Linked DNA regions of Mus musculus: all the other regions are linked to region 1. A link is a loop called in an ENCODE intact Hi-C map of the cell type or tissue named here. Cell type or tissue: heart. All regions are shown on one strand.

What was found. Peaks named below come from ENCODE experiments on the same cell type or tissue, not always from the same donor. Only the 100,000 strongest peaks of a DNase experiment are listed, where the experiment ranks them.
Region 2: a loop joins it to region 1, with 9 times the contacts of the local background. A loop is called at or near these places in 26 of 42 quality-filtered maps.
Region 3: a loop joins it to region 1, with 4 times the contacts of the local background. A loop is called at or near these places in 9 of 42 quality-filtered maps.
Region 4: a loop joins it to region 1, with 4 times the contacts of the local background. A loop is called at or near these places in 2 of 42 quality-filtered maps.
Region 5: it touches region 1 in a loop (2.1-fold over the local background); 7 of 42 quality-filtered maps call a loop at or near these places.

What each region holds. Positions count from the first base shown.
Region 1 is chr11:43,491,730-43,496,729 of GRCm38, forward strand. No RefSeq gene overlaps it. Among named protein-coding and RNA genes, the nearest start is that of C1qtnf2, 20 kb to the left of the region's middle. In heart, CTCF peaks have their summits at 2,455 (motif pointing right) and 3,488; DNase peaks (open chromatin) are centred at 1,152, 2,432 and 4,052; H3K27ac peaks cover 298 bases.
Region 2 is chr11:43,583,535-43,588,534 of GRCm38, forward strand. It overlaps Ccnjl (cyclin J-like), which reads left to right. Exons shown (of 6, transcript NM_001045530.2): 6 at 1,758-3,465. The coding sequence ends at 2,181. Among named protein-coding and RNA genes, the nearest start is that of Fabp6, 16 kb to the right of the region's middle. In heart, CTCF peaks have their summits at 3,016 (motif pointing left) and 3,223; a DNase peak (open chromatin) is centred at 3,007.
Region 3 is chr11:43,558,287-43,563,286 of GRCm38, forward strand. The region is part of intron 3 of Ccnjl (cyclin J-like); the gene reads left to right. Among named protein-coding and RNA genes, the nearest start is that of Ccnjl, 32 kb to the left of the region's middle. In heart, no CTCF peak of the experiment used is centred here; no DNase peak of the experiment used is centred here; H3K27ac peaks cover 3,170 bases.
Region 4 is chr11:44,451,575-44,456,574 of GRCm38, forward strand. It overlaps Ublcp1 (ubiquitin-like domain containing CTD phosphatase 1), which reads right to left. Exons shown (of 11, transcript NM_024475.5): 10 at 4,790-4,917; 11 at 2,997-4,041. The coding sequence ends at 4,014. It overlaps Gm42073 (a long non-coding RNA gene), which reads right to left and starts at 2,717. Exons shown (of 3, transcript XR_879809.3): 1 at 1-2,717. In heart, a CTCF peak has its summit at 2,026 (motif pointing left); no DNase peak of the experiment used is centred here.
Region 5 is chr11:43,721,971-43,726,970 of GRCm38, forward strand. It overlaps a transcript of Pwwp2a not described here. Among named protein-coding and RNA genes, the nearest start is that of Ttc1, 24 kb to the right of the region's middle. In heart, no CTCF peak of the experiment used is centred here; no DNase peak of the experiment used is centred here.

The DNA.
Region 1 (5,000 bases):
ATTTTACGTGGAAAACATGGATTTTGACTTACATGTGTACCCTGTACCACTACATAGATGGGGGTGGGGGGACAACTACCACTCTTCCGACCCCTGCTCCCACCCCCATACCCCACCCTCCACCCCCATCTCTCATAGCTCTCTGAGATTCCTTCAACCAGGACACAGCTACTCCTCTGCTTCCGTTGGGATTGCGTTTAAAACACAATAAGTTTTAAAATATTGCTCAGTTAAAGATACATTCAAAAGTGAGCATTGGGGCCCAGCCACATGGCACACAGAAGAGCAATTGTTCACCCTGACAGGTTGCCTACTGTCACTGTTGCAAAAGCCAATGTCCTACACAGGGACAGTGAGGGGAAAGATCAAAATTCCAGGCAGTTCCTGCTGAACGTGTGTTATATTTATACCTTCCAAAGTCAAAAATCCGTAGGTCAAAGAATTGTAAATCAGAGCCCATGAGTGCACAGAGGAGCTGGGCTCTGAAGCAGGACACAGGGCAACAGGAGAACCTGAAAGGAATGTTCTTCGAGCAAAATGACCTGGTCGCCGGTACAAATGCCCTCTCTACACAGGGAAGAGCTGGGTGCTCTTTAGGAACTGACTGAAGCCAGAAGAATTGGGCAGTTAAGAAGAAGAGACTTGAGACTTGTGAGGGTGGAAGATCACAAAGACCCTCATAATCATGTTCCTTCCTATTAGAAAGCTGCTTTAGCTTCTGCCTGTAACTCCAGCATTCTGCTGGCTGAGGCAGGAGGATTGCATTGAGTTCAAAGCCAGTCTGGGCTAAGGGTGAAACTTTCTCAAGAAAAAAGAAAAAGAGTATTAATTTACCAGTATGCAGAGGGAGTATGACATTACAATGGGGTAATCCTGAGCCTCCTCAGAATGTAAGCGCTGTTCATCAAGGACCCAGGCTTTTTATTATTATTTGCTGGCCCACTGCTCGGTCGGTGATGAAGAGCAGGGTTTCACTGCGTGCCTGGTGGCAGGAATGAATAGCACTGAGATGAGTCTACCCTGGTCAGGTGTTTTCAGAATACAGGGCTAAAGAAGCCTCCATGCCAGAATGCGGTAAGCCCATGATCAACGCTTAGAGATTTTCCTATCTGATAGGGTCAAACATTCAAGCAGCTTGCGCTCACTGCCCCCTGGTGGATACTCATGGAACAACAGGTAGGGCATGGGCTGGTCCTGGGAAGCGTGGGCCCAGTGCTAACAAAATAAGGTTTATTTAATCATTCTCACTGAGTCCACCACAAATGCAATGGGGTGGGTAAGTGTCTAGAAACCAGGCAGTACTCTGTGGCCCAAACAGATCAACAGGTGGGCAGGGGTTCTGCCCGGGGTCCCCGCAGAAGGGTCAGCCTCTGAGATGGACTGGCACCTTCATTTGTAAACAGTTTTTTCTTTTCCTTTCTCTAAAAAAAAAATTTTTTTTAAACCAGGCATGATGATGAGAATCCCAGCACTCAGGAGGCAGAGGCAGGTGAATCTCTGTGAGTTGGAGGATAGCCTGATCTACATAACAAATGCCAGGCTAGCTAGGGCTACATGGTAAGACCCTCGTTCCTAGTCCTGTCTGTGGCTTCTTGAATGCCTTGAGAAGCTGGGCCTGTTTGCGGTCTTCCCTTTATGTAGGTACTGAAGAAGACCTAGAACTTGGTGAGCCTTTAATCCAAAGGCTCTCTCTCCTTCAATACACTCTTTGAAAAGCAGCTTCCCGCCTCACGGTTTTCGAGACAGGGTTTCTCTGTGCAGTCCTGCTGTCCTGGAACTTGCTCTGTCAACTGGGCTGGCCTGGAACTCAAAGAAGTCCGCCTGCTGGGATTAAGGCCTGTGCCACCAGACCCCAGTTCAGTGCATTCTTTGAAGGGCAGCTACCCCCTTCTGAAGCAGCCTGGAGAACCCCACCTCTGATCATGACAGTGCAGAGAGCTTCCAGCCCACACTGACAGACAGACCTTAGGTCTCCCCTGGCAAGTGCGTGTTGTACTCCGTTTACATAAGGGCTTTTCCTCTGCAGGTTGATGATCAAAATTATGGCAGGGGAGAAGTCTGACACCCATCTCAGACACAAATTTTAAAAGATGACCAAAGACTCAATAATATATACAGATAATATTTTAATAGAGAATGTTAGTAAATCAAGATTAATACAAAAACAAAGAGCAAAAGTCAAAGTTGGGATTGACAGGGCTGGAATTAGGGTGAGGTAAAGGAGAGACAGTGCGGGGGTGGGGGCGAGTCGGTTCTACAAGTACAGAATGCATCAAAGTTACATTGGAGGCTTGACAACCACCCCCCCAGCCTCCCCAGCTCCCCAGCCCCCCAGCCCCAACCCACTCTCTCCTATCCCCACCCCACTCTTCACCCCCACCATAATAGGAAGAAACGGCTTCCGGGCTGCATGTAATTCTTACTTGTGCCACTAGAGGGAGCACACCTACCGCACAAACCTCCAATAAGCCACAGGGGGCTGGAAAAACCAGCAGGCCTCTGCAGCAGACAGTTTCCTAGCCTCAGAGCCCAAGACAAAAGGGAGAGTCTCAGGCCAGGGTTCTAGGGTGGCTGTGATCTTGTGCTGGGAAAAAAGAAAAAGAAAGAAAAGGAATAAAATCAGTCTCACCTTTTCCAGACATCTGCACTTGGGACAGAGTTTTGAGCTCCCTGTTTGTGTCAGAGACCAGCCTGAGATGGGGCAGGAGTACCAGCTCTTGTTAAGCAAGAACGGGGTCCAGTCCTGAGTGTCTTGGGGTCCCCTGTGTGGTTTGGGTGATAACGTTTGTGACTTCAGCAAAATGAACGGCTGGGCCAGAAGATCTCAGGACCAATGTAGGCATCAAATGTTGATCTCTCTCTCTCTTCAAAGCAGTCAGGAAAGGACGACAACACACGCACAATGAGTAGCATTGCTGAGGGAATCAGCCAGCGTCTAAATCTCCACACTCAGGCCTCTGCTTCTACTGAAGACGTGTGTGTGTGTGTGTGTGTGTGTGTGTGTGTGTGTGTGTGTGTACACGCATGCACACACTGAGGCCAGAGAAAAATAGCGGGTGTCCTGATTTACCATTTCTCATCTTATTCCCTTGAGTCCGAATCTGTCACTGAACTTGGATCTCTGCTGATGACTGACAATCCCCAGCAATCCTCCTGTCTCTGTCCCCAATAGAACTAGAGTGACAGACTTGTGTTCATGCATGCCAGGCTTGTATGTGAGTTTGGGGAAAATCTGTATTTAGGGCCTTTTCTGCCCCTAACCTGCTTTTCTGGCCAATGCTTTTACACACTGAGCCATCTTCCCACCCCTCAGTGAAGACTTCTGTTATAACAAATCACTGTCAAATCTCCTGAGCTACACTAGAAATGGCGGCAACGTTTACTGAACACTGGCAGCAGGCCGCCTTTGATGTGTGCGGACTGCTCCACAGTTCACACTATTGTCAGCAGCTTCCAAGACCACCAACCTCACTTCATAGACACGGGGAAGCAGAGACCACAGATAGGGGGCCCCTGTGAGCAGGTCTGTCTACCCCATGCTTCCCAGCGGGAGGAGCCTGATAAACCAGAACTGTCTAGGCTTTGACAAGTTTCTGAGTAGGATAGAGTTGGTTCCGAGGGGGTCTCAGGTCAGACCTTTGAAGCCATTTGGTACCACAACCTACCCAGGCTTTCAGAGCAGTGGCTCGCCTCTCCTTGGGACCCTCTGATTCCATAGTCTGAGAGTCACAGACCCAGCTCCTTGCACATGGGTCTGATGACAGGAGACCCTACGTTAGTGTAGCTCCCTCACTCTTCAAGAGCTATACCCTTTCCCTGCTGTAGAAACAGAAGCCTAAAAAGAACTTTCCAGAAAAGGCCACAGATAGCTCAGGGAAAATGCCACACCCTCCCCCACCCCACATTTAAGACATTCTTCATCTACTTCCTAATTTTTTCCCCTCACATTAGTGCTAATTTAAAGACAAGATCAGAGCTGATGCCGTCATCACCACAGCCAGCTTCTTGTGTCTGCCTCACACAGAATCTTCCCGCTGAGGCTGGCAACCCTCCAGCATGGTTTCCTAGGGTGAGTCATTTACTACACAAGCAGAGCTGCACATGGAGGTCTCTGAGATCAAAGACTAAGGCATTCACCCAGAGAGCGGGCCATCTTCTCAGCTGACCCACCATCCCTTGGCTAAGCCCTGTGGGCAAATGGCTTTCAGGGCTTCTGAAGAGTAGCCCCTAAATGGCTGCTAGACTTGGCCAAGTTTGCATTCAACAAATATTTACTGAATTGCATCTATGTGCCAAGCTTCACCTTAGGCACGGGGGACCCTGAGGTGAGCTTAGGACTGGATACAGGAGACAGACATCGGGAAAATAGTCACACAAATACAAGCAAGATGTCCACACGAATGGCAATAAGAGGCTTTGTCTGACAAGGTGTAGGGCACACTTTACTGGTAGTCACAACGGAGCTGGGGGGAAGTGGGAGTGAGGCAGAGGGTCCAGGGATAAAAGGCATTTGTTGCAGAGTAGGGTTTTTTTTTTTTACATGCAAAAGCCCTGTGGGAGACAAAGTGTGGAAGGAATCAAAGACCCCACCTCTCTCCTCAGGGTGGAGCAAGATGAAGCACACCATCAGCTGAGCTCCACTTCAAAGGCTGAGATGGCAAATGGAAGGCACACACCTTGACCCTGAGAGTAGCAGAAACCATAGAATGAGTTTAAGTGGGCAAGCGGTGTATGCCACCCACCTGACTGCATGCAGATGCGGCGGTTTGTATATGCTACTCAGGGAGTGGCACTATTAGAAGGTGTGGCCCTGCTGGAGTAGGTGTGGCCCTGTTGGAGCAGGTGTGTCACTCTGGGTGTGGGCTTTAAGACCCTCATCCTAACTGCCTGGAAGCCAGTATTCTGCTAGCAGCCTTCAGATAAAGATGTAGAACTCTCAGCTCCTCCTGCACCATGCCTGCCTAGATGCTGCCATGTTCCTGCCTTGATGACAATGAACT
Region 2 (5,000 bases), 92 kb after region 1:
CGGCATGCAACTATAACCTTAACACTTGGGAAACTGAAGCCAGAGGATTGAAAACTGGAGGTCAGCTTAGGAGAAATATGAAACTGTCTCAAAAAAAAAAAAAAGAAAAGAAAAGAAAAAGAAAACTAAGAATGCAGGCAGTGGTGGCACAAGCCTTTAATCCCAGCACTTCGGAGGCAGAGGCAGGCAGATTTCTGAGTTCGAGGCCAGCCTGGTCTACAGAGTGAGTTCCAGGACAACCAGGGCTACACAGAGAAACCCTGTCTTGGAAAAACAAAGAACTAAGAATGGGGCTTTGAGAGTTGGTTGTTTCTCTTTGCATTTTTAAGATTGGAGAGAGAGGGAAAAGAGGAACAGGGCTGGGGGCACCTGCTCCTATATTCATGTCTACACTCATCCTATTGTTGTATTTTGCTATTGAGACAGGGTATCACATAGCCCAGGGTAACTCAGTCTCACTATGTAGCTAGTGGGCTATCCTTGAACATCCGATCTTTCTGCCCCTCCATCCTGAGTGCTGATGTTACAGGTGTGTGCCACCATGCTCAGTTGATTTACTGCTAAGGGTCAAACTCAGCTTCATGCGTGCTAGGCAAGTACTCTATCAACTGAACTCCATCCTATCTGGGTTGACTGATGTAAGTCCCAGTGTGATTTTGCGAATTCATTCTCTCATAAGTTCCTTTTCTCAGGCAAGCTGCAAAAGTGACCACTTAGCCAACCAGGTCCAAAGTGGCTTCAGCTAAGAGATCACAGCCTCTTTTAAGGGGTCAGTGGGTAATTTTAGATCTAACACTGTGAAATAGAGATTGGCAGCCAAAGAGACCAATAATGGCTACCAAGAGGAGTGCAGAGAGATCTGAATAGCCCTTGAGCAGTTACCTCCCTCTTCCACCAGCAGGTAGTGACTACCTCTATGCAGGCCTGAGTGACTGGGTCTGGGTAGCAGAAGCAGAAGACTTTCAGTCCCCAAAGAGCCACCTCTCAACATCCGAATGCCAGCAGTTTTGCTGTGATATCGGAGACCCACTCTAAGATGTTAGCCCTGCTCCCTAGACTGAGTCTTCAATTGTATACTTTTAGAGTCCCCAAGTCAAGCCAGGTGATGGGCGTGCACATCTTTAATGTCAGCATTGGGGAGGCAGAGGCAGGCAGATCTCTGAGTTTGAGGCCAACCAAGTTCCAGAACAGCCAGGGCTACACAGAGAAACGTCTCAAAACAAACAAACAAACAAACAAACAAAAACGTCCCCAAGTCAGTACACAACCTGTTTTGACCGATGATGGCTACTCCAGTATCAGTCCCCAGGCTCGTGTTGCTTGTCATTGCTTGCTTCCAAACCCCAGGGGGCAGTTTGCTTTGTAGCTGCTAGAGATTCTCCCAGATGGGGATAGAGCGGGCCCTGAAGAACCTAGAAAGTAGCAGAGGGGAGGGTCTCTGCCAAGTGCTGGGGTGCTGAGTGAACAGAAGCAAGTGGGACCCAAATTACCTGCTGGGGCTTTAACAGCCAAGGTGTGGAGGAGGTTCAGGAGCTGCGGGGACAAGTTTGCCTACTCTTGCACAGGATCAGAGAGGTTTGGGGACAGAAACAGCTGCAAGCTGAGACCTGAGGCCTGAGTCTAGTAAGTCGATAGCCGTGGCTGTGTTATAATGTGTCATCGTTGAGTGGTGTGGCACTGTCCCACTTACCGAGGAAGGTAAGCAGGTGCCTAGTGGCCTTGCATCTCCAAAACTCACTTGAGCCTTTTCCTTTCAGAGCCTATGACAATGTCCTCAAGGATGCCGTTGCAGTCAAGAGCCAGACGCTGGCCATGGTGCCGGGCTCATCATCAGCTCCCGCCCAAGTGCTGTTCCAACCGCCCACCTACCCGACTCTCAGCCAGCCACCGCCAACAACTCTAGCCCAGTTCCAGAGTCCAGCGCAGGACTTGTGCTTGGCATATCGGGACTCGTTGCAGGCCCACCGTTCAGGGGGCCTGCTCTCAGGAGACACTGGTCCATCCCTCCACACGCCATACCCAACCCTCCAGCCCTTGGATATGTGTCCTGTGCCCGTCCCTGCATCCCTTAGCATGCAGATGGCCATAGCAGCTGAACCCAGGCACTGCCTTACGGCCTCCTACGGAAGCAGCTACTTCAGCGGCAGCCATATGTTCCCTGCAGGCTGTTTCGACAGCTAGGCCACACTTGGACCACAGGGAGAATCCTGAAAGATCCAGACAAAGGAAGTAAATACCTAAGAGGAGAGCTCATCCAGGTGGGACAGAGAACCTAGTACCTTTAAGTAGAGAGGGTCTTTGCTCTTTTTAAAAACAAATCAACAGAACAAAACATCCAGGGATACGCCCAACAGCATCTCTCTGGGAAATCCTTCCGTGTATGCCTGGAGGACAAAGACATGGCTCTGTGACCTTTCCCCTGAACTGCGGATCCGATGGAGCATATCAGACTTGGACAGTGAGGACTGCATACATCCGGACTTCTCAAAGACTACTTTTCATAGCCATACCACTGAAAAAGAAGGGGCACCTGACACGTCTGTCTATGTCCCTAGAAGATCCATCCTGAGTGTCTTTCTCTCCCTAGCTCCACTCCAAGGGTCCCATGGCCCGTGTTTAGGCCTGAGCACTGAGCCCATAAGGCACAGTAAGTGGCTATCTTGCCTGCCCTTTGTTTTTGAACCCCAAATCTTTCCATTCTTCTAGCTATTTCACATGCTGCTGCTTCCTGGAACAGTCTAGCTTTCTATCCTGAAAAAAAAAAAAAAAATCTTGTTTACATACCGTGTCAGGGATTTTTATGATACTTGAAAATTCTGTAGGAGCAAAAAGTTTGAATTGCCACACTGTCTGTCTGTCCCACATGAGGCTGTATCTTTTATTAATCCAACTTGGGACCAACTGGTGGATAACAACAGCGAGGGATACCACCTCTCAGGCTCACTTTGCAAGAGTCCACCCCTGGGATGCAAGTGTTCGCCTATTGGACTTGGATTACTGCCCCCTGGTGGGGGAATGTTGTTTGAAGGAGACAAAGGTTTGAACTGGCCCTTACTTCCCTCCACCACTTGCTTTTAGTGCTGAGGTTAAACTGATCCCAGACTTGAGTTTGGCCAATACTAAAGGGTAGTCATACTGTGGAATATTAGAAAAGTGGGGAGGAAGGGACTAACGTGGTATATGACACCAGCGTTGACAGGCAAGAGATTGCTAGAGCAAAAGCCCATGTCTGGGATTTGCAGTGCGAGGGCTCAGGAACACTGTCACCATGTGCAATATGTTATGACTATGACTCACAGCCTGTGCTTAAGATGTTCTTGTGGTTGGGTTTTTTGGTTTGGTTTGGTTTTTGGGGTTTTTTTGTTTGTTTGTTTTTTTCTTGGTCAGGGGACATGCTGTTCACCCATCAGAATTGGAAGGGAGGTGCAAAAGACCACAGAAACAAATTGTAATTTAGTTTTTGAAACGATTGTGTCTCTGTTGGTTTTTGTTTTCTTTTGGTGGGGGTAGGGACTTTTTTTTTTTTTTTTTTTTTGAGATCGATCTGATGTAGCTAAGGCTACACTCAAACTTAGTGCAGAGCCAAAGCTGGCCTTGAACTCCTGCTCCTCCTGCTTCAGCCTCTGATGTATCCACCACACCTTGCCTGCCATCTTGGTTCTCTTTGACTCATTTGCCAATCCAAGAGACCATAGCAGGGACGGCCAGGAAGGTTGGCCACACGCTACTGAGTCAGATTTAACGGCGATAGGGCTTTTCTGAGCAGATGGATGTCTCATGGAAACAGAGGAAGGAAAGAGCTGGATGCAGAAGAGGAGCTGCCATTTTCTCAACCAGCATAGGAACCTGCACATTCGTTTGTTATTTGTGTGTGTGTGTGTGTGTATGTGTGTGTGTGTGTGTGTGTGTGTGTGTGTGTGTGTGTGTGTGTGTGTGTATGTTTCGGCTCCTGCCCCTCCATCTCCTTTACCAGTCTCTCTGTTTGTGTGTAACTGGTTTGGAGTCTATTGTATCTGTCTGCCCTGGGCTTGGGCTTTTGAGAGAAGTACCTCCACTGGGGCCCCAGAACTAGCCTGATTCTCAGGACCAGATGTCCTGCAATAAACACATCACCTGCTCTTGGTCTCTGCTGCCTTTGTCTGGACATCTCTTAGCAAGTCAGCCCTTTCCCACATCTCTCTACTCTACCTCAGTGGGAGTCTCCTTTGGGTGAGAGGTGAAAGAGATTCAGAGGTTTATGAGATTTCTCATGCCTGTGACAGAATGACCCAATAAAATGTTTATTTCTGCTCATGGTTTGAAAGGCAGTCCACTGTGGCAGAGCAGCCATGGCAGGCAAGGGGAGCTTGTGACAGCCGTGGCAGGAACATCTTCATGGATCAGGAAGAGAAATGGGACAGGAAGTAGAGTCAGGCTGTCAGTGTCAAGGCTGGATCCCTAGAGATCTACTCCCTCCAGCAAGGTCCCAACTACAAAAGGTTCCACAACCTCCCAAGACAAGGCCACCAGCTGAGGACCGAGTATTCAAACACATGAGCCTGTGAGGATCCTTTTACATCCTCTGGACCTGAGTCCTACCCTCTAAGCAGGAACTGACTTTCCCTGGGCAGAAGAATGAGTGAGGCTTGACCTCCCAACCTGCTCTCCTGCATCCACCATTGCTCTTCAAAAGCAAACCAGTAATAGATTTGCTGCAAGGAATTGACGCGCACAGCCATGGAAGCTGGCCAACACAGAATTCTTAGACTTCACGTCAGCAGGTAACAGTTGATATGACACAGCGGTGAAGTCTAAACTTTGCAGGGTTGGCCATCAAGCCAGGAACTTGGGTAATTTCTTTCTTGCAACCTTGAGGCAGCGTTCCTTTTCTGGAAAACTTTAGTCATTGCTCTTAAAGCCTTCAGCTAGCTCAGTGGGACCCCATTCACCTGCTGCTCTTGAAGTCACACATCTAAGAAAATAATCACATCCGGGAGGGAAAAAATCATCAGAGCAATGCC
Region 3 (5,000 bases), 67 kb after region 1:
GCTTGGGATAAGCGCAGTCAAGTTCCTCTGGTTTTGCCTCCTCACTGGCTGTGCCCAGCACCCCAGCAGTGGGGTGGAACGTGGACCAACACCTGTCCTTCTGGGTGATGCTTACTGTATCAGTGTACTGTAGCTTAGATGGGCTCCTGACCACACATTTGCTATGTCATCTTGCCATTTAAAACCGCTCTGTGGTGGACCAAGAGCCTCAGTATAAGATCCAACCATCAAGCTCTTAACCCTCTGGATTCATGTCTTTCTACACATGGCTCCCCGAATAGCAGCCACACTGGTAAAGCTCTATCCTATCACAGACCATTGCATATGGTACACCCTCTGTCTTCATTGTTTCTTGCTGCTTTTGTAGACTTGGGCTGCCCACCCCTGTTGGAAACCCCCCCCCCATCTTTCTGCACAACTGTGGTTACAGATATATAGACACACAGGATCATGTACTTAGAGTTGACACCCACTAGGGATGGAGAGATGTCCCAGTGGGTAAAGTGCTGGCTGGGAGTTTGAATCTCCAACATGCACATAAATGCCAGGCTAATGTGGCAAACCACTGATAATCCTGGCACTCTGGAGGCTGAGACAGGGAATCTGCAGGGCAAACTGACTAGTTAGACTAGCTGTGGGTTTACGTGAGAGATTCTGCCTTGGTCTATAACGTGGAGAGCAATCTGGGAAGATGTCTACTGTCAACCTCCAGCCTTCTTACGTAAGTGCGCCAAACACGTACACAAACGCATGTGAACACTCATGCACACCACACACAGAGAGTTGTAGAGAGGGAAAGAGCTTGGCACATGGTAAACCCTCGTAAGAGCATTTGTGGAAATAGCAAAATGAAAAAAGCTTCAGGATCCCTCGGAACTGGGGTTCCACCCCTCCGTGCTGCCCCTTAATGGCAGCTGTCTAGTTTGAGCCCAAGACATCAGGAGCATTGCACTTCTCTGCACTAAGAGGTAGCACAGAAGGGTCTCTAATATTAATACTTTACACTTAACTTGCAATCAGAATTTACCTTCTCTTTCATGCTATGCTACTACCCTGTGTTATTGAATATTTATTAGCTGATGCTATAAGGGGGTGGCACCCTCTTTCTAATGTGTTTTTTTTTTCTCATCCTGGCATATCACTCTAAGCACCATGGTCAGCATCACTCGGTGATAGTCATCTCACACACACACACACACACACACACACACACACACACACACACAGGACTGTTTTAGAGTTTATTTAGTTGGTTCATTGGTTGGTTGGATAGATAATTTGTTGTTTGGTTGGTTAATTTCTGAGATAGGATCTTTCTATGTAACCCCAGTGAGTCTGGAAGTCACTGTATAGATCAGACTGCCCTCAAACTTTGTGATCCCCCCCTCCCCCACCAGTGTTGAGATTACAGGCATCTGCCACAGTGCCTGGCAAGAGAGTGGCTTTCTAGTTTCCCAAACTCCGTCTTATTTTCCCCTAGGACCTCCACCCTATTGTACTCTGTCTAACCCAGGCCAGCTAGAATTTGCAAGTTATCAGTGGGAGCTAATTTTGCTCAGAGCCCAGCCTTTTGTAGCATCTTATCATCTCAGGGAGAGAGGCAGGGACCTGTGAAACGTCTCCATCAGAGAAGGGCAGAGCAGGCATCACATTTCAGGCACAGCATGGCCTTTGGCCTGCTGCTTCTGTGATCTGTGGGCTGCATCAAGGCCTGCTGGGGGCAGGGGACTTATATTTCCTTGGGGCCATGGAGTTCTCCCAGAGCGTCTGTCTGGGGAGCCAGGATGCAGGGCTCACAGTGGAGACTCCATTGTACTGCTGTCGCCATGGTAGAGGAAGAGGACCTTCCAGATGGAGAGGCAGACGCCCCCACCCACATGTTGATGGGCTCAGCCAGCCTGGGGAGACAAGAATGGAGTCTCAGAACACCTGCCTCACGCTCCAGGAGAGAAAAGTCCCTGTGACAGCCTGGAATCCTGTGACAGCTTGGAATCCTGTTTTCCCTTCCTTCCTCCCCTCTCTCCTAAGCTCACTGTCAGCCTGGGGGGGGGGGGGGCGGGGGGGGGGGAGATAACACCTTGTCTAGGGAAGCTTGAAGTTCTGCTGATTCAGTCCCAAATTACTCTGAGATAAGATATCTGGCATCCATGTCCCCACCTGTGAGTTTGAAGAGTTTTGCTTTTTTTTTTTTTTAGATTTATTTTTAGTGTGTGTGTGTCTGTCTGTGTGTCCAGAGGATCTGATCTCCTGGGAGCTGGAGTTACAGGATTGGGAGCTGCCTAATATAGATAATGAGAATCGAACTGGAGTCCTTGGCAAGAGCAAATGTGGTCTTACTCGCTGAGCGATCTTTACAGCTCCAAGTTCTCAGGGTTTTATCTGTCTGCTTGTGCATGTGCACGTGTATACACCTGCCTCTGGAGGCCAGAGATCCACTTCAGGTGTCTTCTTCAGTCGCTTTCTAGTTTATGTTTTTGAGATAGGGGTCTCTCACCAAACCAGGAGCTTGCCAAGTTGGGTAGACTGGCTTAAGCCCCAATAGTACCCCTGCCCCCTGATCCAACCTCACCATCTCTTGGATTACAAGTACATGCAGCTACATGCAGCTCTGTGCAAGGATGAGGGGGATCCAACCTTGGTACTCTTTACTGGCTGAGTCGTCTTCCCAACTCCAACTTCTGAGTTCTTATGAAGCTGTTTGCCGATACGGAATTTGCATAGCTGGGAGTTCTCTCCCACCTAAGGTCCCTCTGTTCTCATAAAACGAGCAAGGGCCTAGGCTTGCAGGATGAGGCAGAACAGCAAGAATCTTAGGTCATCACACAGCCAACATATGGCAAAGCAGCCCCTTAGTCTCTATGACTGAGTTAATTGTACCTCCTACTTCAACCCAGTATAGACTCATAAGCATCATACAGGGCTGGGGTTAGAGTTTGGCAGTGGAGAACTTGCCTAAGCATGTGCAATCCGCCCCTCCCCCCCTCCCATGGCCCCCCAATAAACATCATGGTATCACAAATCTTTAATCTAAGCCCTGAGATTGTGGAGGCAGAGGCAAGCATTTCTCTGTGAGTTCAAGGCCAGTTTGATCTCCATAGTGAGTTCTAAGCCAGCCAGGGCTGCATATTGAGACCCTGTGCCAATAATAAAAACAAAACAGCAAATGTACTATAGAGCCATCCTCCTTCTTACCTTTCATCTTACCTGTCCTCCATCCCCCAACTGTCTTTTTGGTGTTCCCTCTTAGTTAAAAGGATTATTTGACAACATGGAAACTTCCAAACCTCTGGTGAACTGCGTCATCGCATCCTGATAATTATTCCAAGCACCTCTGTTTTATTCTGTCCTGGTCTCTTCCTCCAACCAGCGTGGGAGGGCATGTTTCATATGCCTATGGTTTTTAGGCTCGGAGAGGCTGTGTAACTTTCCCCAAAGTCACACAGCTTTGTGAGGGTTTTGTGGTTTTGTTTTTGTTTTATATTTGTGTTATAGTTAAGATTGAAATCGTAATATGTCACCAGTTTAGCCACTTTAAAGCGTACAGATCAATGGGACTTAATGCATCCTTTCCATCAAGTGTGCCGTTCTCACTCTGTCTATGTCTAGAACACTTTTTTTTTTAATCCCTTGTGATGATGGCAGCTCAGGCCTCTAATCCTAAGTATTCCAGAGGCTTAGGCAGACTCAAGGTTAGCCTGTGCTACAAACAAGTGAATTGAAGGCTAGCCTGGGCTACAAGTGAGTAATTTAGTGAAACACTGTCTCAAAAAAAAAAAAAAAAGTAAAAGAGGGGGGCTGAGAGTGTAGCTCAGTGATGGAGCGCTTGTTCTGATAGCCAGGCACTTCCCTTAACTCCGCAGCCTTGACCACCACTATCCTGGCTTCTGGCTCTGTGGCCTGTGCACTCTGGGAGGACCACACAGTGCGGGAGCAGTGTTTTCCGTGTGTCGTGCTATAGCTCGTATCAGATCTCCTGCTGACTCAGTTCATGTCCACTGTGAATGACCAGTCCTCTGCCCACAGACCCTTGGTGGCTTTCACTTTTCTGAGGCTGCTGTGAACACTCAGGCACACGTCTCAGTGGGAGCCCTTTCCAGGTCATGAGTTAAGGCTGCGTTGAGTCCTCTGGAGACCCTGAAGACACCAGGAGCTGACGCTCAAAAGTAACTTAGACTGCTGAGTCCTTAGCCCTGGACAGAGAGAGTGGCTTCGGTCAGAAAGCCAGAGAAGCCAGAGTGCCCTTTGTATCAGATCCCATGGCCTTGGATGTAAGGCCTAATGGCATTTTTTTTTTAAAAGAAAGGTGTTTCTATTATTTAAAAAAATGATTAAAAAAGAAAACTAATGGCTGCTGAGACAGCTCTGTGGGTAAAGGTGCTTGCAACTTGAAGTCAGTGACCTGAGTCCATAAACCTCAAACTATAATGTAGATAAACTGCTCCACCAAACTGTCCTGAGCCTTCCATGCACCCCATGGCTTGCATAAACATCATGAACAAACGTGAGTATGCATCTACAGTAACACTTTTAAAAATTATATCTATGCTACAGAAGTACCAACCACAAAATGTTAATGTCCTCCTGTACTCAGAGTTCATGCCCACAAAGTGGATTATATTCTTTCTGACTTGGTGTGTCTTCATAACTGAAGGGAAGAGAGAAACTCATTTCCTGGCCGGAAGACAAGCTATAGATTGTCATATCCTCTTAAACCCCAGTAAACACAAAGCCAGGCTCCCTCTCACGAGCCTTCTCCGTTCTTCCCCCTCTTTCAACCCCACGGGCTTTGTCTACACAGATTTCTGTTGCCTTTCATGGCCACTTCCAGGATCCCACACCCTCCCTGGGAAAACAGTGCTCATTGCCGAGTGGTTTCCTGCGAGCTAGAAGTCCATCCGGCCCCTGGCTGACCACCTCAGGTCTGGAAAGCCATGGGAGGTGGGGGTAGTGGGATAATGGTCCTCCTGCCTGTTAGGGTCAAGTTCTGACAGTGTGCGTGT
Region 4 (5,000 bases), 960 kb after region 1:
CATTTCTAGTCATGCATGCCTAGCTTTCAGGTCTGAGAGTGGCCTGCCCTTTCTCTTCTAATGTCATGATCCATCCTAAGTCTTAGATCAATCAAAGAATCTCCAAGGGGTTCTAAGTTCAAAATGCTTGACATTCACACTAAGACCCACATGATTCCCCAAAACTATTCTAAAACTTAGACTTTTACATAAATAGCTAAGCATTTACTCTCCAAGGCACCTCTTAAGTTTTTGATGTACAAATACTTTAGTAGAAACTTGTATTATAACAATCTGTATCATAAAATAGTTCTGTTGATGACTTTGTGGGAGAAAATTCCACATAGACTTATTCACCATTCATGGTTAAGTCAGTGCTCTGTCGCTGTGACAAAGTACCTGAGATAAACAACTGGGTATCTGGAAGGGTAACTGGAGGTGTCAGCAAATGGCCAGTTGATTGTACTGTCTCTCCGTATTTGACAGAGATATGCTGGAGAATGCTGCTTACCTGTGTAGGCAGGAGGCAGAGTTCGTGTCTTACAGCAAAACCCAGCTTCCGTATCTAGCAACCTATGGCTTCCTTTATTTATTAGGTCAGTACCCTTAGAGTCTGCCACACCCACTCCAGTCAACTCTGTATGACAGGCCTAAAGGCTTGGATGCAGTCCCAAGGCAAAGAGTTTCACAGAAACTTAGCCTCCTGGAACCTTGGCATTCCCATAGTAAGAATGCTCCAAATTTGTCCCTGTGATCGTGTGGAGGGTCTTGCATGCTTTCTTGCATATTTTACTGGATAGGAGTTAGAAATCTCAGGGCAAGCTTAGCGAAGTATACATTACAGTCTTCATTACAGTCAGGTATGGCAGAATACATTGTGTATTAGAAGAAAGTCGGTGAGTTCTTCTGACAAATGGAGATTCCCTACAGATACTTAAAAGAGCAGCCAAATTACTCCCAAATGCAAGAATTTACCATGGCCTAGGAAGAAGGAGGGTTGTGGTTTAAGGAAGAACTACAGTACTGCATTATTCATGAAAAGGTCTGCTAGAGCAGAACCCCCTGGTGCAAGCTTTCACAGGGCTCAGAGGAATAGCATAAATTGTGACTAGGGTGTGAAATCCTCACCTGGCCCCTTCATTAGCTGACTCTAGATAGGGCTGATCTTATCTCAATTGTAAACACTGCCTGGTTCCTGACAGTCTTTTGTATGCATTTCTCTGTTTTGTGTCAGATAGCTTCAATGTACCTTGGCTGTTGTGTTACCTAACTTCTTTGTTTTCTTCTGTAATGTTTAAGTCTGATGCTCACTTTGACAAATTACAAATTACACCCTTTTCTCCAACTCCTGCGCACCTGTACTGGGACTCTGATTCTCCCACAGAATTGAGGGGCTGACTGAGGCAGGAGGCCGGTTGCTTTCTCAAGGCCCTGCCTCTGAGCACCGGGGTCCAAGTGTTCAACACATGAGTTTTGGGGAAAAAGTTTTGAGAATCATAATAGTATTTTACTAGTATTAATTACAATTAAATGATACTAAGCATTTTTTACAGCTTTTCTAGTCTCTTGCCTCTGTGTAGCTCTACCCCAACAGATGACAACTAGTTCACTTTCCATAATTGAACATGCTTCAGTTGCTTGCTATTTACCTGCTTGTTCGCCTATAGGGGAATAATAGGTACTACTACATATAGATACAAAGAATTCAATATCCCAGTGTTTGCTAATGCAAACTTAAAGGGCTCCTGGATCTCAAACCACTCTCTGAATGTAAGATTTCAAGATGGTATATAGTCATTAGACTAAATGTACACCCCTAAATATCAATTATTTTAATCTTGGAATTATGCCTGGCAAAAGTAAGATTTATGAGATATACCTTTGAACTGTCAACTGTGTGTCACAGAAAGAAGTCTTAAGAGTTAGAAGGTATAAAGGGTCTCATACAATGTGAAATTATTAATTACACAAAGCTCAAGATCCCAAATGGCCTCAGTGGTTAGTAACATACTGGCTCCAAACTTTGGTTGGAGTGCCACCTACTGGTGGGAGATGTAAAACCCCACCTGGCTAAATGTGGTTTCACGTCTGTTAAGAATGTGTTTGTTCTTTCCTGACCCAGGTTAATTAATAACTTATCCTTCATGTGCAGCTCACTGTGAAGTATGAAGCCCTTCTCTGTTACTATTTGGAACAATAAACTGTCATCACACATGGAAAATGAAACTAACCTTAAATGTTCTCTCTAGTCTAGAACCGGGGAGATGGCAGGGCCTGCATATAAACATGAGGACCTACCTGTGTTCAGATCACTGGCACTCACAGGAGCTAGAGGTCCTTCAGTGAGTAGAATGCTAGCCATCTGCGTACTAAAGATGAGAGGTCAGATCCCTAGCACCTACACACAAGACAGATGGCAAAGTCTGTAATCCCAGCACTCAGGGGATAGAGACAGGTAAATTGGCTTAGATTTTTTTCTATCTGATTCATCAAGAGACCCTGCCTCAAGTAAAGTAGAGAGCTATCAAAGGAAGTGTCCAATGTCAACCTCTAGCCCCCATGTGCACCCACACATCCACATGAGGAAAAAGCCAAACAATACAAAATGAGCCTAGCATCCTGCACTGGGGATGCGCACAGGACTGAGCCAGTCCTGGGGAGGCAGATCCTGGTGTATCAGTAAGAGCAACTGAAAAGGACAAAGGCAATGCATACATGAATAAACACGTAAACATTCTATTGGCCCTTAAATTTTCTTCTGAAAATTCCCAGATGCTTAAGAAACATTTTAATAAATTATTTTCATTACGCATGTTATCTAGCTGCTAAAATCATTTTGAATGTATAATGATATACACAGAACAGCACACATACTTGTTTGAGATCATAGTTGCAGCTGGTCTCCAGCTCTAATTCTTTCTGCCTCTGCATTTAATTTTCAGAGGTCCTTGCCTGAACATGGTTGGTGAACTGACAAAGAGGTAAAATATTTGAGACATTATAAAACAGATAACCAATGTTTTAAGAAAAGATATTTATTATTTACACCACTGAAATAGTCCCATAAGAACAATGTACACCTGTTCATTTAAAAGGAGCAATTCCTTTCAATACAAGAACTGTATAAAGCAATACTGTCAACATAAAACAACAGTCACATACATATTTGCAGGCTTAAGCATTGCAAGTATCAGGTATTTTTAATCTTATGGCTAGATGTTTGCTGCAACGGTGTTAGCAGTTACAATGACACCCGACTGGAGTAGGCAGAGATGCTATCCATGCTTCTGAGAGTCGAGTTGGTGATGGTGCCTTTTTACTACTGTGGTAAGCTGTGCTCATGACTAGTTTTAGGCAGAAGTGCTTCTACTCGGCCTTGTCCTGCTGTGTTATTTCAGTCTGCTTGTCCTGTCCCTGTCATGTAGGGCACAGCCTTACCACGCAGATGTCCTTCATTCTTAAGGAGCACTGACACAACACAGCTTCAGGATCTTCTGAGTAGACTGCAGGAGAGAAACTCTGACAAGGAAGGACAACTCTTGCGAGTTTTCAGCATAACAAACCAGGTCGTTACTTAGAAGCTGGTCTGGGGTTTTTGGTGCTGCTTTTGGTTTTAAGGGGGAAAGCACTAGCTAGTTTGAAGACAGATTTGGTCTCAGACTCAGGCAGATGATTATACAAGGAGACAAAAGCAGAAAAGCATAAGACAAAACTCATTTCCAAAGTCACAAGATGGCAATCGTAGATATATTTTTCTCCTTTTTTCATTTTCCTTTCCTTTTTCCATTTTTAGAGGATTTGGGAAACACCTCAAAAATTAATGCCAGAGAACAATTCTTCAAGAGTAAATTAACATAGAGGGAAGAGAACTTTTTGTTTGTTTGTTTGTTTAGCACTTTGTTTACAAAGCATTGGAAGACCACAGCTAGGCAGGCTGGCATCTGCTTCAGTGTCCAGCACAGCCGTGGTAATGCCTAGCAAAGAAACAGAGGTCCACAGACCTCCGGATCTTCAACTCTGAGTGTAACTGCTAACTACTGTCCTTGCTTCTTTGATAGATACCTGCAGGAAATGAGATAAACTCGTCAAAACAGAATCAGACTAAGCTCAGTAAAGCAATATACCTCTCATGCCAAAGGACTTATTTCAGGGCAGACCTTTTAAGATGAGTACAGTTTGTAATTACTTGTGGAGTGCTATGTTCCTCGTATTTCTCAGGCACAAAGTGAAGCGGGTCACCAAATCAGGCTGCTCAGATTTACAATTAGCCTTGGGAGGTTGTAAGCACCAGATACCACATCACACTGCCTACGTCCCAATATTACATAGAGTTGCGATTTCTAATTAACTCAGAGTTCATCTAAAGATCTAATTTTTCCTGCATATAGTGAAATAAAAGATACTAAAGGAGGGCATACCTGAATGCACACATCCCACACATAAAATATATTAACAAAACAAAGAATAAAAGGACTCTAGTCAAAAACATAGAGAAGGCTGTAGCTCACACAGAGACCTTGCCTTAAAGAATCATGGTGGGAGGAGTAGGGAATTCAGAGAGTAAGCTGATTACTGTCCCAAGTGACTCCAGCTTCTCAAGTTCCTACTACTGGAATATTAAAGACCCGAAGGAATGTGGGTTTATGAAAAAGTTAGGGGTTAGAGGAAATACCTTTGAGGGGACTCCAGTAGACTGAAAAAGTGGTTTCAGACTTTTCCCACCTTATACAAAATTCAGAGCACAGTTTGGCACTGCCAGTGTGTTTTCACTCATTGGTCTCAAGAGTAAAGCGACATAGTTAGCAGTTACCTCTCCCAGTACTTGTGATTCAGCTCCAAGAAGTCATCAAGCTTAGCGATCTCCTTGAGGTACTGAGTGAGCTTCACCAGTTCCTTGTCTTTATCACGGTTTAGATGAGCTTTCATGAAAGGCCTTATCTGTCAGAAAATGAACAAATCTCATCAAACTTCATCTTGTGGCAAGAACGTTAACAAAAGCCTGTGCTACTCCGCCATTTCAG
Region 5 (5,000 bases), 230 kb after region 1:
CCAAGCCATGTGGAATCATGCATGGATCGTATCAGGAAGACCTCTAAGCTTTAGAAATTTTTATTTGTAGAGTGATGGAATTGACCAAAAAATTAAAAAGGCAAAAGCACTGGGAGAGATCAGGTTGTAAGAATCTACATTTTTTTTTTTTCCTCATGGCAAATCCTTAAGGGCCTTTTATTACAAATTAGATTTTCATTAAAAAAATAAAGGATACTTGGTGGTATTTAAGATCTAGGCCTACCATGTTACAACTTCATTTTTATTGCTTTAGTTGCTTAATATTTAAGCTCTGCTTCATGCTACCTTTTGTCTGTATTAAAATCTTCACAGGCCTATTTCATTTGTAGACTTGAATTGTTTCTCACCTTCCATCTGCTCAGAGTTAAATGTTAAAGAATGTTGTGTAACGTTATCCAATAAAGTCTTTGTTTTTTTTTTTTTTAATTTATTTAAGAACTGTTTTACTGTGTAGGGGTTACCTTTAAAAGTAGCTTTTGAGCCGGGCGTGGTGGCGCACACCTTTAATCCTAGCACTTGGGAGGCAGAGGCAGGCGGATTTCTGAGTTCGAGGCCAGCCTGGTCTACAGAGTGAGTTCCAGGACAGCCAGGACTATACAGAGAAACCCTGTCTCAAAAAATAAAAAACAAAACAAAACAAACAAACAAAAAGTAGCTTTTGTTGTTTCTTTAGACTTTAAAATCCAACCCAGGTCTGTGTCCTGGGAAGTGGTGATGCTCCTGAGGGAGACCCTGAGGCTTTGGTCACTAAGCTTTGATGGGATTTCTTCTGACTAGAGGTAGAGGCCAGCTGACTACAGAGTTTGATTAGGATCCTGTACACAACAGATTGCTTTACTGATTTAAGCAGCCTGGCCTTTACAGTAGGGCTGGCTTTACAAGTGTGGAAGGTTCCTTCGGTTTTAACTTTAAGGAATTCATAGCTGGGTATGATGGCACATAGGGCCTGTAATCTCAGTGTTTAAGGTTATATAGTTCAAGGTCATCCTACACATACTAACTTCAAGCACCCCCTATCCCCATCCACAAGAAGGAGTCCTACTTATACAGACTGTTTCCTACCATAGTTTATAGGATTGACCTGTGAGCCAGAAATGCTTTGTCATTAGGAAGAAAATTAGTTTGTGAAAGCCTATGGGGTAATTGAGAGGCTTGTAGTCTCCTCTCCTCTCCTCTCCTCCCCTTTCCCCTCTCCCCTCTCCCCTCTCCCCTCTCCCCTCTCCCCTCCCCCCTCCCCTCCCCTCCCCTCCCCTTCCCTTCTTTCTTGTGACTAACATAGAAACTTCCCCATTTCAGTAAATCAAATCATTGGAAGGCTGCCTAGCACTACAGAGGATGTATACAATCTCCAATGTCAAACACTGCTTGATTCAGTGTAGCTAAATATCCATAAGAAGAAGCCACTGGAGTCTGGATCAGTTTGTCAAGAGCACATTATTCTGGGGTGGTCAAACTATGCTTGCATAGTCCCACAGACAGATGTTCTCAATAGCCAACTACTTTTACCTCATTCTGTCCTTGTATCCTTGGCCTCTGAAGACTGCTGTAACTTGTTTCAAGTCCTTAGTGGGTTTCTGGCTTCGAAGTGAAGGCACTGACTGGAAGCTGCATTTTGTTTGCTCATGATGTGCCAAGCGTGAGCCCAGGTGTGGGTCTTAGCATGGTACTACACCTGTAGCAGGACAGAGCTGCTCTTAGTGCTGCTGTCTCCTTGAGAGATGTTTCCTTCATGTCTGCTGTGACTCCCAGGGCTTGACAGCAGTTCTAGCAAGGGGAACTTGCTCCTGTGTCTGAGGAGTGACCTGCCGACAGTCACCACCACCAACTCTTCTCTGTAGGCTGCCATGACGTACTGGGAGGAGCAGTAGGCCCTGCTATGCCCCGAGTGAAGGGAAGGAGGAGGCAGGGGATGTTTTTAAGTTTTGGCTTGGGAAGCTTCTGTGGGATGGCCTTTTTTTTTTTTTTTTTTTTTTTTCCCCATAGCTTGTAGGCCTTGGAGGGGTGGAAAATCGAAAGTATTCTTAAATTATAACCATCCCCCAAAATTGTAAAGGTACAGCCTGCTGAGACAGATGGCTCAGCAGGGGAGGCACTTGTTACTCAGCCTGTTTGAGTTTGATCTGTGTGGCTCACATGCTTGAGGGGAAGAAATGACTCCTCACAAGTTTTCTCTGACCTCTGTACATACGATGTGGCAGGCAGGCATGAACATGCACATGTATATAAATGTAATTTTTAAAAAAAATCTGTCTTAAAAAATTTCATTCCTAGCTTCAGCAATTACCAGCTCATGACTAAGGATATTGAAGTTTTTGATATAAAAGGTATTTTTAATTCTTGGAGGGTTTTCTGTAGTAATTCTGGCTATCTCAGACTAGCTTCTTGGTCTAAGTAGTCTATTTTTCTAGTTTCAGGACCACTTACCAACTCTGGAGTGGGCTCATGGTCAGCTGTGCACATTAAACAAACAGGGAGGGATTAGAAATAACTACTGTTCCCTGTACAGTATACTAAAGAGACAGAATCCCAGCCCCTCTCTAGAGCAATGAGTCAGGAGTTCATGTAGCTCCAGTCTTCTAAGTTTCAGGATTATAGTAACAGCCACCATGTCCAGTTAATGTGCTATTGGATGTATGTATGGTGGCATACACACTTAGCGGTTGTTACATTCATTCTGACCATGGGGCCTCATACCTACTAGGCAAGGCTGCCATTGAGCTGTAGTTCTAACACAGACTTTTTGTATTTATTCATCTATTTTTGAGGCAGGGTCTCATGTAGACTAGGCTGCCCTCAGCTCAGTTCACTCTGACTGCTTCCTGAGTGCTGTGATAAAAGGCTTATGCCACCATACATGGTCATTAAATATTTTTAAATTTTATGTAAATGAATACTTTGCCTGCATGTATATTTGAGCTATGCATGCATGCCTGATTTCCATAGAAGTCAGAAGGCATTAGATTCCCCAGACTGGAGTTAAGAATGGATGTGAGCTATCACAGATTCTGGGAATTGAACTTAGGTCTTCACCTAGTTCAGTAAGTGCTCTTAACTGCTGAGCCATCTCTCCAGCTCTGCCCCACAACTTCCTTCTATGTTATTGAAATGTAAAAGGTCTTACTTTGGCTGTTCTGGACCCCTGGAGGCCAGGGTAGTGACAAACGTAACAGATCTTTCTATCTTTGCCTCCTGAGTGCTGGGATTAAAGGTGTGCCACCAAGTTCAGTCTTCTTTTTTGAAGGGAACTTAAATGATAGAAGAACTGAGCTGATCAAGGATGGAGGTGACAGACTGAAAAAGATCACAGCCATCAAACTGAAGTTAATTCAGGGAGATTTTGCAAAGGTGGTATGGATGTACAAAACATACACAGGACTGTCAACAACATTTAGCATCTTAAAAAAGGGGTTCAAAAAAAAACCTGGTGTCACATGACTGAGTATTTGAGAGGTAGCTCTCTGAGATCGAGGCCATTCTGGTCTTCATAGTGAGTTCGAGGCCAGCAGGACTACATGGGGAGACCTTGCCTGAAGAGAAAAGGGTGGGACTTAATAAGAAAAGGGGCAGGGAAAAGGAGTGACCACAGAAGGGCAAAGGAACAGAGATGGGGGCTTGGCTGCTGCCTCTGCATTTTGGCTAACAAGGCTGCTGTATTGTGTTGGGACAGCTCTGTTGAACTCCAGTAACTCAGGCCATGTTTTTGGTCCCAGGGACAACCCTAGAGCAAAGCACAGAGGCTTGCCACTTTGTGGTAGTGTCTGATCTGGTCTTAGAAGGGACCTGAACAATCTTCCTGTTAAAGCTTTTACTTAGGTCCCAGTACTCAGGCTAAAACAGGATGATGATCTTGAGTTTGAGGCCAGCCTGGGGTACAATAGAAGCTGCTGTCTGAAAAGAAAGCACAACAGGATAGGAAACTCCAGGTCATCCTTAGTTACATACTAAGTTCAACACTAGTCTGGGATACATGAGACCCTGTCTCAAAGAAAGCTCCCCCTTACCTCTCAGCAAATACAGCTACCATTATCTTGCACAGCTGTCTCAACAGTCTGGCTCTTTGGCTCCTAACCTACATACTCTTCCATTTTGACATCCTGGACCCTGCTAAGCTTGTTGCAAAAGGTGGGGTTTTTAGGCCAGCTTAGCACTTGGGAATATATAGCCTCTCAGGTTTGTGTAACATTTGCGTTTAGCTCAAACCCTGCTGTCTACTCAGAATGGCACTGAAAAGCCCATGTCTGGTCTTCCTAAATCACCCTGGATACTTGGATACTGTGTGAAGTGATACCAGTAGTTTTAGAGGCAAGATCAGAGATCATAGCATCAAAAAACAAACAAAAATCTGTCAGCACAGCCAACATTAAAGTGGTCTTCTACCTTATCATCCACAAATGTCCTGTACCTGAGCAACTTTGACAAAACAATGTGGGCATTCTGCCCAAGCTGAAATGCGTGCCCACTACTGTAACATGAGCCACTAGGCAGGCTTAGCAGCTGACTTACTTCTGTATCTGGACATAGTGTAATGTTCACTTAGAAGCACAGTTGTGTGGGACTTTGGAGAGACCGGATGAAGTACAAGTACTGGCTAACAATACTAGCACCATCAGCCTAACTGGCAGCAGTGCTGTGAAAATAGGCACATGCAGAAAGAGGAAACATCTGAACCCTGCCTGGTGGTTCAGGTCTGTCAACTGAGGCTGCAACTGGAAGATCACACATTGATAGCCTGGGCTATTGAAGTCTAAGCTGCCCAAGACACAAGGGCCTTAGGAATATAACTCAGTGGTAGGGCCTTGCGTAATATGTCCAAGGCCTGAGTTAAATACCTAGCACAGAATATAGGCAGGCAGGATTCTAAGAGTGGAAGGTGAATGTAAGAGTGGTGTAATCTACAATGTAAGTAAAGTAATCTATAATGAATGGGATACAGAATCACAAGGGTATGAATTTACTGTATAATAGCCCTACGTATGGCC